2 separate regions of the Homo sapiens genome follow, and region 2 is linked to region 1. The links are chromatin contacts, found by Hi-C or POLR2A ChIA-PET in ENCODE. All regions are on one chromosome and are shown on one strand. Each heading gives the region's core, a stretch centred on a gene start or an enhancer-like site at or near the end of the contact. The rest is flanking DNA. Distances are from core to core; before and after follow the strand shown.

Region 1 (5,247 bases), core at 2,071-4,570:
AGTTAGTGCCCATTGGAGTGTGACTGGCATTGTGCACCCTGTGAATCATAGTGGTGGTATGGGGAAAGGGGTAAAAAAGCATCAATCTATGGAGTATGCGAACCAGATGGCATCTGTCCTGGGAAGAACAAATATCCTTCATAGGAGAATTAGAGGACTATACTAGTCAGGCAGAAATCCAGTCCATTCATCAAGCTTTTCCTCTTGCTGTGGTCCCTACAGGGTCAGCCCTGTTTAGGCTCAAGCCTCTTAAATCCCAGTGCAAGACCAATTTCTCTATGAAATTCTCCCTGTCTTCTTTGGTCTCATGGCTACTTCCTGGGAGGAAAAAGTAGTAATCAGCTCCCTCCCCCCAGCTAAATGTGCATGGTATTAGCAAATTCTAACCCAAGATGTTAAAACTATCTGAGAAGAGGCATGATTCTGCTTCTTGTCTGTACCCTCCTAAAGTCAAGGTGCAGCAAGGAGAGAGACATTTGCATGTGGCCCCTGAGAAAGAAGAGATTTGTCTGCCTCACCCCCTGCTGGTGCAAACTTGCACCTCTCTCAGCCTCAGTTTTCTTATATGTATCAAGTTTCAATGATCGCAATAGTACTTATCTCATGTGACTACTGTGGGATTGAAACGAGATAGTTCATGTGAAGTACCGAGCACAGAGCCTGGCACACAGTAGGTACTCTATTAGTGTTAATATCACTGGAAAACCCAGCTGGGGGCTCAGCAGTAGAAGCTGCCAGAGCCTTAGTGTTACAGCCACATCCATTACCCCACCATTCACATACATTTCATGCCCCAGGGTGAGAATCCACATATCCCAAGCAGAGAGGCACAGCTTTGGTAAACTGAGTCTTAGCTAACTCATGTCAGAAACCAAGTGTTATCCTGGGGTTTGACTCCTGGCTCTTGCCACATTCATAGCAGGATGCTGAGTGGATTGTACTCAGCCTCACTTGTTGCATCTGTGAAATGGGGGTGATTTTTTGACTTCTCAAGGTATAGCATCTATTAAGGCACATAGACTACAATCTGACACAAATTAGCAGCTCCATACATTGCAGAATCTTTTCTTTTTCACTTAAGGAGATGCTAAAAGAGGCAAGAGGAAAGAAAATCAAATTTGGAGATGCCGTGGGCTGTGTGTTGAAGTTGGGCTCTGGTGGAATTGGTGGTGACCTTTTGCTTCTCTCCATCTGGATGGCTGTATCTTCAAAGACAACAAGTCTTAACTGCAGTTTTTGATTGTATAAATCTGGCCAAGTCCACTATTTACCCAGCCCAGTCTCCTTAGAGTAGGATTGGAAACTCAAACTTTGCTATCTCCTCTGCAGAGTGAGCAAGGGACAATCTTTATGAAAAACTTTAAGTTGCAAGATATTTGTGTTCTTAATAATGAAGGGAAGAATACAAAAATGATAATACTAAGCCTGGCTCATGGATAGCATTTTTGCACAATATATTTCATTTGGGCTGCAGCCTTTGAGCTGTACTAATTGCTCTGAGCATCTGTTTGTATGTCCGTTGCATGGGATGATTTACCCTCCTAGGTTTCCAAATGCTTTGGAGCCCCTGGTTTATTGCAGGACTTACTAAGTGGTGGCCATCGTCACTTTGATTGGCCCCTACCACAGTATTTTCCAGACTTTTCCACCAAGGCTCTTAGGGCTTTGTGGTGGGTGCCAGAACAATTGATGGGGTAGGGTGGGTGCTGGAAGAGAATGAGCATCTGGTAGATTGAGTCTCTGGGTCTGCCCTTCCACCCTCACTCCAGCCCCCATTAGCTCAGCTTGATTTTCAACCACTTGAAATACTGTGGTTGTGCCTAAGACATCATGTCAGGGAGAGAAAGAAACATCTGAAAACCATCAATCTTCTCTCTGAATGCTTCCACTGGTCCCATTTGCCTGTTGACAACCCAAGTTGAAAAGGCAGCACCAGAGGGGAATGGGGAAAATTAGCAGAACTGGAAAATCTGAGTTGAGATCTGGGTTTACCAAACTCTCCGTAAGACTTTGAGTCTGTGAAACTTATGTCCATTAGTTTCTTCACCTTTTAAATGGGTCTGTAGTACCTACCCTCTGGGCCTCACAGGCTGCTTTTGGGTGTGAAAGTGCTTTATAATTGGTGAAGGAAACTGCTACGTGGCAAGAATAGCAAAGCCTGATGTACTTTAATCCATTCGGTTCTGCTGAGGGTGGAGCCCCAATGTGTCTTAATTCATATGAGGTTTCTGAGAAGCTTTTTGAGATTTTAATACTGTCCCAGGTATGCACATCAACCTTCTCACTTTTATCCCCCAAGCTCCAAAATTTCATAACTTTTTATTTCATCTTGGGTGGCAGGAAGGCAAGGTGTGCCTGGGGGAGCTACAGGGAGTTATTCAAGGTCACATAATTAGCTTATAATTAACAGAGTTTAGGCTAGAACCAGTGCATCCCACTCCCAGATGGGGGCCCCCGGCTTATCTCAGCATGTCAGCAACCCATGAATCAGCCCTGAAATATAGATATTACCTATGAGTAACAGTTTCTCATCCTACCTCAACTGTTACGAAAGTCTTCCCTCAAACTAAAGCTAAGCAGTTCCACAAAATGCCAGCTATAGACATTAGCAGAAACTGTATATTGATTAGGTGATGTATCAGTCATTGTAACTACCCAGAAAAAAAAATACAATGACAAAACCAAGTGGCCCAACCTTATTTTCTACTTGCAAGAGGAAAAACCCTATTTGGGCCCCAAGATGCTTTTTTCATTTCATTTACCACATCCTGGGTTTGTGCTAGTCAATCTGCTAAATCAATAAGATCCGAAAAAGCAGAAAACAAAGATCGTGAGGCCAGAGGATTTCCTGATCACCATGGCAACACACAGGGGTGGGTACTGTGGTTTCTCTGCCTGAAGACGCACTCGTCAAAGACTACTTGGTGTTACAGAATTCTGGTGCAGTGAAGCAACAGTTCTGGGACATATACTTTCTTTTGCCAGAAAGACTCTGTTGGATCCAGGACCAGGAGTGGGGGGTTAAACAGTTCTCCATACCCTCACCTCCAAGTCCCCATCATCCCATTAGGAGACAGGGACAGTACTGTTCTCCAAACTCTCAAAACAACCCAAGAGCTTTCTAGGCTGTGCATTGGGTTGATCATTTGGTGGCCTTGGCTGAAGGGCCAGGGTAACAGCTAGGAGAACCCTTGGGATTCTTCTCCAATGTGACAGGCCCCTCCATGTTGGTTCAGCGTTGACTGCCATGACAGGCTCCAGGCTCCACGGAAAAAAGGCAGAGAAATCAGGGGGTCCAGCCAGGCGCCAAGACGTTGGGGTGCCTTGCATTTCTAAGTGCCAAGTGATGAATAGCTCAGTTGAAAGCAACCCAGGGCACATTCTGGAGGAAATTCTCTGGGTATGATTGTGCATGACTGTTTTCTCTGCTCATTAAACCCTCATCTGCCTCCAGGGCAATTCCGGGAGAGACTGAGTCACTCAAGACTCATGGTCTGCACTGGGCAGCCAAAGGCGATTCGGCCACCAAGTGTGATTCTGGCCTCATTCAGAAGTGGATGCTAAACAATACACCCTTTCACCAGGAGCCCATCACATGGGCATCAGGAGATGGGGGCGAGTGATGTGCCAGCCTTCTAGACTGGCAGGCCTGGGGGGCAGCAGAGGGCACAATAGCTAGAAAGACTCCCAGATGAAAACTTCTGGGCTTTGAAGCCTTCGAACAAATGAAGAAGAAAATGACTTCTTCGTGTCCTATTAAGACAGTGAGTTGTGGCTTTTTTGAGAGCAGCTTGCTCAGACCTCTTATGAAAGATAGATCAGTAGCAACAGCACTGGTGTAGGAGTCAGAAATCTGCAATTATGAACCACTGAGTTTTGTGTGTGTGTGTGTGTGTTTTTGTTTTTGTTTTTTGTTTGTTTTGTTTTGTTTTTTAACTTGCTGGAGGACCATACTCGGCTATCCTTGATTTTATTTTCTCCTGTGTCACAAGAGAAATTGGTTAGAAGCTTCCCATTGTGCCTCCTGGCTTTAAAAATAGATAATCCAATTAACAATAATGCTTTAAAACAACAAAACCTTGTCCTTTTCCCTTCCTACTTCTGATCAGAACCAGCTCAGTAAGATTTATTAGTTGTGCAATCTGTTTTGGACATGAGCTCAGCAAATCAGAGGACAGAAATAGAATCCTGGCTTTTTAATGATAAACACTGTAAAAATAAAAAATTTGGAGAGCTTACCAGTGCTTCTGGCTGCCCAAGTGGTTTGTGTGTGGTTGACTCCCAGGAGCTCAATCACTTTGGGTGCAGTCCACCCAGAGAGCTATGTTCCAGCTACATCAACCTGGAGCCTTAGCTTGGTCAGTCTAGATTTTTGGGTTTGGCTGCAGACATCTCGTAATGTCACAAGGACAGCCTGTGTCCTTGGTGACCCAACCCTGGGCCAACCCCAAGTCCTGGAGTCCTCTCCTAAGAGCCCTGCCTAATTGTAGAGAGAGCATTCAGGCTGTAAAGGGCAGGAGGCCTGGGGGCTACGACTAGGTTTGGGCTTTCTAAATTCCCAAGAGTATGATGGGAAGACCAACAGGCAGAATCAGAGAGAAGCAGTCAGCCCACTGCTGGGGAAAGCCAGTCAAGGTCAAGACTTCAGAATCTCCTCTCTGGAGAGAGAGTGAAAATTCCATTAGTGAAGTTTGTTCCACTGAAGCCTTACCAGGCCTTGGTAAAGGCCCCTATCTTGTGGTCCAGAATCAAGGGACTTCTGATCTTAAAATAATATTCAATAAGCTCAAATTCTTCTCTCTAGGGCTCTCTTTTCATGATCACCTCTCCACACTTTATTAAAAAATCACATGAAGGGTAAGTGGGCTTCCTGTCATTTCAGTGTCTGACCTGTGCATAAGTTGGAATTTAACACTGGAAAATGATCAGCCAGATTGCCCAGTCTGAAACCCAGGTCCCCCAGTGACTAGCACAAGTTACTTACATCTTCTCAATGAATCAGTTACCTCTTGTGTAAAATGGGGATAATAAAAATGCCTGCCACACAGGATTGTTAGGAAAATTAAGTGAAATATTAGGTGTAAAGTGCTGAATACCTTGAACCCAGACTAGGCACTCAGTGAGTGCTCACTGTGGTTATGGACCAGGAGCTGCAGGAATTAGAACACCATTGAGTAGCAGGAACTGGCTTTATTCTCATCTTCATGATAAAGCAACTTCTCCTTACATATAGCTTAATCTGGAACC
Region 2 (5,202 bases), core at 976-3,475, 48 kb after region 1:
CATTTCTCTTGGCAAAAGAAAGCCTGTTGTGCAACCCAATGAATTTAATTTTTTTTTTTTAAAGAGTCTTGCCCTGTCACCCACACTGTAGTACAGTGGCGCGATCTCGGCTCACTGCAACCTCTGCCTCCCGGGTTCAAGCGATTCTCTTGCCTCAGCCTCCTGAGTAGCTGGGATTACAGATGTGTGCCACCACGCCCGGCTAATTTTTTTATTTTTAGTAGAAATGGGGTTTCACCATGTTGGCCAGGCTGGTCTCGAACTCCTGACCTCAAGTGATCCACCAGCCTCAGCCTCCCAAAGTGCTAGGATTACAGACGTGAGCCACCACGCCCAGCCATGAATTTAAAGTTTAAATGGCAATTTTAATAGTCACAGTACCCTAGAATGCTTATAGCCTAATGTTAGTAAATCAAATGCTTTTTACAAGACTGATATTCACAGACACTGATTCTTTCTGATTTCCACAGTGGTACGGACAGATTTTCCATAATTCTCCATGGATTAGACAATTAAGTCACCCAATTCTCATCCTTGGTTTTCTTCAAAAACACTCACCCACATAAATCTCATTTATGTCTATACATTTTTCTCAGTCTTTACGCTTAATGTTAAGAACTAAAGCATTTGTTGAAGCAAGCGGATCACTTGAGGTCAGGAGTCTGAGACCAGCCTGGCCAACATGGCGAAACCTCGTCTCTACTAAAAATACAAAATATTAGCCAGGCATGGTGGCAGGTGCCTGTAGTCTCACCTACTCAGGAGACTAAGGCATGAAAATCACTTGAACCCAGGAATTGGAGGTTGCAGTGAGCCGAGATCGTGCCACTGCACTCCAGCCTGGGCGACAGAACGAGGCTCCGTCCCCCAAAAAAGAACTGAAGCATTTAGAATCATAGTGGCAGTGGTGGTGGTGGTGATGGTGATGGTGATGGTGATAATGATGGTGATGGGATGGTGACGGTCATGGTGATTTTGGTAGTGGGAGTATTGGTGTGGCATTTCAGCAAATGTTGTTTTCATTTGTTTTAACCATCAGCCAAGGAACAAAGCAATCTGTCTCTTCAATATAGTTACACAGGTGACTAAGTGTCACCCGCTTCCACCTTCTCTAATCAAGGAAATGGTGACGATCAGGTTACTATAGATTCCTTATAAGGTGCCTTCATAATGGATAACTGTAGCCATTTTATGTAAGCATTGTCCTGTGATTAAAAAAAAAAAAAGATTCCAGTATGCTTTTGAAAAATGTGGGTGGGGGAGAGAGTTTTAATATGCTGCATTCAAGATTTGACCTATGGATTTAGATTCTAGCAATTCATGAGGTTGTCTTAATCTAAAGCTTTCTGGTGATAGATGTTTGAGAAGCTAGGATTATATTAACTAGTCATGTTGAAACTACAGATTTAACTTTAAAAAATTATTTTAAACTTACTATAATACCCATATTCCAATACACATTATTAATGTTAGCTATCATCTCACCATTTCCTTTTTTACTTATTTTCAATTTTTTTTGAAAATAAGTAGTTGACCTTTCTCTTTGAATCTTTACATCATTCAATCCCAAGATTCCTTATTGCATACTAATTTCCTGCCGCCAAGAAATCTCTGTTTCATGCCCTAAGCCAGAGTATGCCCATTTGCAGTGATTATGTTTCTCATAATCCAATTCATATTGTCCTTATTTAAAATGTACAATGTCTAGTCTCAACCTCATACCTGCAAAGATATCACAATATTTTTGTTAGCATGTTCCTTACCACAGTTCTTGGATTTCTACCAAAACAAAGTTTCTACAAAACTTCCTGTGGTCATCCTTCTTAGCCTTTGCTGCCCCAGTTTCCTTAATTCTTATTAAAGTTCTAGCTCATTTATCAGTGGATTAAGCAATGAACGGTAATTAACATTGTGGACCCATTCAAGGCTGTTTTGCCATCATTTTTTGGAATACCTTAAAAAGACTAAACTTTGTGATAGGCTGTATAAGAATGCAAAGGTAAAGAAATGCAGATGGGAGTGTAAGTGAAAACATGCAGTACTGACCTTCCTGATTGCTCATTACAGGAGACCAAGACACATTCCACCCCAGTGGGGGGTCCCATACCACTCATGGATCTGAATCAGATGGTGAGTTCAAAACTGCTTTAGTCATTTACTGTTATAATCATTGAGCCTAATGATGACTACCAACGAAGTATGAGTCAGTGTCTCCAGAGAAGTGGTTCTCAAACCTTCTTAGCATACATCACAATTGCAGGGAGGGCTTATTAAACCACAATGCTGGACCCCACCCTTAAGGTTCCTGATTCAGTAGGTCTGGGGTGGAGCCCAAGCATTTGCATTTCTAATCAGTTCCCTGGTAATACTGACACTGCTGGGACAGGGATTGCACTTTGAGAGCTACTGCTCTGGAGGAAAGCCTTGCATCTGAAAGCCTCAGGAAGAATTCAAGCAGTGTCCCAATTTAACCTTGCACTACACCAGAGTGATTAAGAGCTTGAGCTTTGTAGCAAAAATGGCCTGAGTTCGATTCCAGCCCTCCGCATATTAACTGAGCAAGATGCTTTAAAGGGTCTGAGACAACATTTCTCAACTAATAAACTTGGAATAATAACAATTGTCACAGGACATTGTTTCAAAGACTAAATGATAGAATACATGTAAAGCATTTAGCATAATCCTGGCACATGATATCATCACTGGTATTTGTTGGGAATTTACTGTGTGCCAGCAGCATCTTTCTAAACACTTTACATGTATTAGGTTGGGCCAAATGGAACTGCCATTATTGTAGGTCAAGAACAGGTCAATATCGGCCAGGCACGGTGGCTCACACCTGTAATCCCAGCACTTTAGGAGGCCGAGGCAGGTGGATCACGAGGTCAGGAGTTCGAGACCAGCCTGGCCAACCCTGTCTCTACTAAAAATACAAAAATTAGCCGGGCGTGGTCCTGCGCACCTGTAATCCCAGCTACTCAGGAGGCTGAGGCAGGAGAATTGCTCGGACCTGGCAGGCAGAGTTTGCAGTGAGCCAAGATTGCACCACTGCACTCCAGCCTGGGTGACAGAGCAAGACTCTGTCTCAAAAAAAACCAAAAAACAAAAAACAAAAAAACAGGTTAATATCAGCAAATTCATAGAGTTTATCTAGTATGAACTCATTCAGTCATCCTATAAACTCTGTGACATAGGTAAGTACTATTATTATCCCCATGTTACAGATGAGGAAACTAAGGCTCAGAGAAGGTAAGTAACTTGGCAGAGTTGACAGGACCAGAGAGTGATGGAGCCACCTTTCAAGCCTGGAGGGCCTTGTATTACTTCTCATAGCACAGTCTGGAGAAGGCATTCCATAATGACCATAATTACTCCCAGGCATGAATTCTTAAATAGACTCCTGTTTGTTGTGATTCAGATCACACCCCTACAAACCTTACCCCAGACTGCAAAAGTCTGACATGAGGTAGGTTTACTAATTACTTCTACTGCTGGGCTACTGGGAGGTTCTGCCAGTGCTGCCTTACTGTGGTCTCCCTGAACATCATAAATCCAGGTGACCCCATGTAAATGATTTAAGCCATATCAATTATTGTCTCCCCTTTTTATGCCCAAGTTTGAGTGAGGCTCACCATCAGATTTAAATGTTTACACATTGAAAACAAATATGAAGATGGATATTTACATGGTGGCTTCCACAATAACTCTCTATGGAGGAGCACTAGGAGGTAGGGATTCATTAGAAATGCTTCTGAAATAGAGACAGAAGTCACAGGTTCACTGGGGACTTTAGGCAGGGCACTTAACCTTTCCCAGACTCAGTTTCCTTGTTAGTAAAAAGGAGATCAAATCATCTGCCTCAGTTGCTTCCTAGAGTTATTGTGAGGAAGACAGGGTACCAGAAGTGTGAAAGTACTCTGAAAAAGTAGGGAGTTATTATTAAGGGGCATGATCTCTAAAACCAAGAGACCCCAGCCACTCTCTAAGTATGATTCTTTAACCATCAGAGTGGACATCACCTAGGAACTTGTTGGAAATGCAGAATCCTTGGCCAACCCAGACCTACTGAATCAGGATCTGCATTTTAACTACACTCTCCCACCCAGGTGGTTTATATGCACATTAAAATTTGGAAGCTTAGACTGTGCTAGACTGCTTTTCTCACCATTGAAGCCAATTGAACAATCTCTGTGCATATGTCTCAGATTACATGTCATCTCCCAACAGGAATATCAAGTGCTCCTCTTTGTGGAACTTGCTACTGTGGCCAGTCCTACCCTGGCTGGATTTGTAGACATCTAGGGCACAAGGCAAGACCTGCTATCTCACATCCATCTTCTGTGGCTTTTGCTTGAAGTGAGAATCAAGCAGACAGGAGCCAGTCTCTTTTGTTTGGCTTCTGAGCAGGTGTCTATTGTTCAAACAGGAGGTTTCATCTTGCTGCACGCACACCCAGATCTTTTCTTGCTGGGAGCACTTCTTCTTTTTTTTTTTTTTTAAATCAAAATAAAGTGATTATGATCCGTTAATGGCCTCTTTTTAAATATCAAAGGCTTCTATGAGTCAGAAAAGAAAAAAAAAAAAAAGAACAGTGAGAGTGACTGTACCTCCTGGGGAGTTTTCACGGCCAAAGATCTTCAGTTTAGGTGGCCAGTGTCCCATGAGTTGGGCAGGTGAAAACCTGCCAACCACCAAGGACACTGGAAGGCATGTAGGGAAAGGGCCTTGGACTGTTTTGGAGATTTGTAAAGTCAAAGGCCACTGTCAACATAGGATAGGGGATGTTGAAACACCCAGATGTCTGGTAGGAACTGGTTTTGCTCCCTTTTAAGTTTTAACAAAAGCATCAAATTGCATAAACAAGAGCCATCCTGTCCCCATATAACCATTGTAATCAAGATTTCAGTGTGCACAGCCTAAAGTTTGGCTCCATGAGGAAAGCTCTCATTTAAGACCCCACCATTTTCATCCATTGATCAGCCTTCAGGATTCTACAGTGGGCTTCCATTTGGTAGGAAAAAAAAAGTTCATTTTGGTGGAACACTTTCAAATTTTGTTTTGAAGCAATGGAGGAAGAATTTTTAAAAATTCATGAAGCTTTCATTTTGATGAGGCTCTTCACAAGATGTCTTAGAAGTTTCTTTTTTAAAAAAATTGTTTATTTATTTATTATTTTTATTTTTAACAGGGACAGGATCTCCC

The links. Hi-C counts contacts between places; a loop is a spot of excess contacts on that map. ChIA-PET counts read pairs that join two places held with the same protein, here RNA polymerase II (POLR2A). Pooled maps may share reads with other maps.
Region 2: a loop to region 1 is called in a map of CD8-positive, alpha-beta T cell, with 2.6 times the contacts of the local background. The contact joins the promoter of CD44-AS1 here to the enhancer-like site in region 1. A Hi-C loop is called at or near these places in 9 of 168 maps with a recorded cell type or tissue (B cell, CD14-positive monocyte, CD4-positive, alpha-beta T cell and 6 more) and 10 of 50 pooled maps. POLR2A ChIA-PET finds 5 or more read pairs at or near these places in 10 of 52 experiments (BJ, CD4-positive, alpha-beta T cell, CD4-positive, alpha-beta memory T cell and 6 more).

Annotation. Positions count from the first base shown.
Region 1 is chr11:35,163,376-35,168,622 of GRCh38, forward strand. All of the region lies in intron 1 of CD44 (CD44 molecule (IN blood group)), which reads left to right. Among named protein-coding and RNA genes, the nearest start is that of SNORD164, 3.0 kb to the left of the region's middle. RefSeq lists a silencer at 2,184-2,233 and an enhancer at 2,654-2,713. Within about 2 kb of position 3,321, at least 31 of the 41 ENCODE cell types and tissues checked have a DNase peak (open chromatin) inside an H3K27ac peak, as active enhancers do; they include B cell, CD14-positive monocyte, CD4-positive, alpha-beta T cell and 4 more, where a contact is called at or near this core.
Region 2 is chr11:35,212,785-35,217,986 of GRCh38, forward strand. It overlaps CD44-AS1 (CD44 antisense RNA 1), which reads right to left and starts at 2,226. Exons shown (of 2, transcript NR_174965.1): 1 at 2,047-2,226. It overlaps CD44 (CD44 molecule (IN blood group)), which reads left to right. Exons shown (of 18, transcript NM_000610.4): 15 at 2,068-2,130. RefSeq lists enhancers at 1,456-2,655, 4,163-4,992.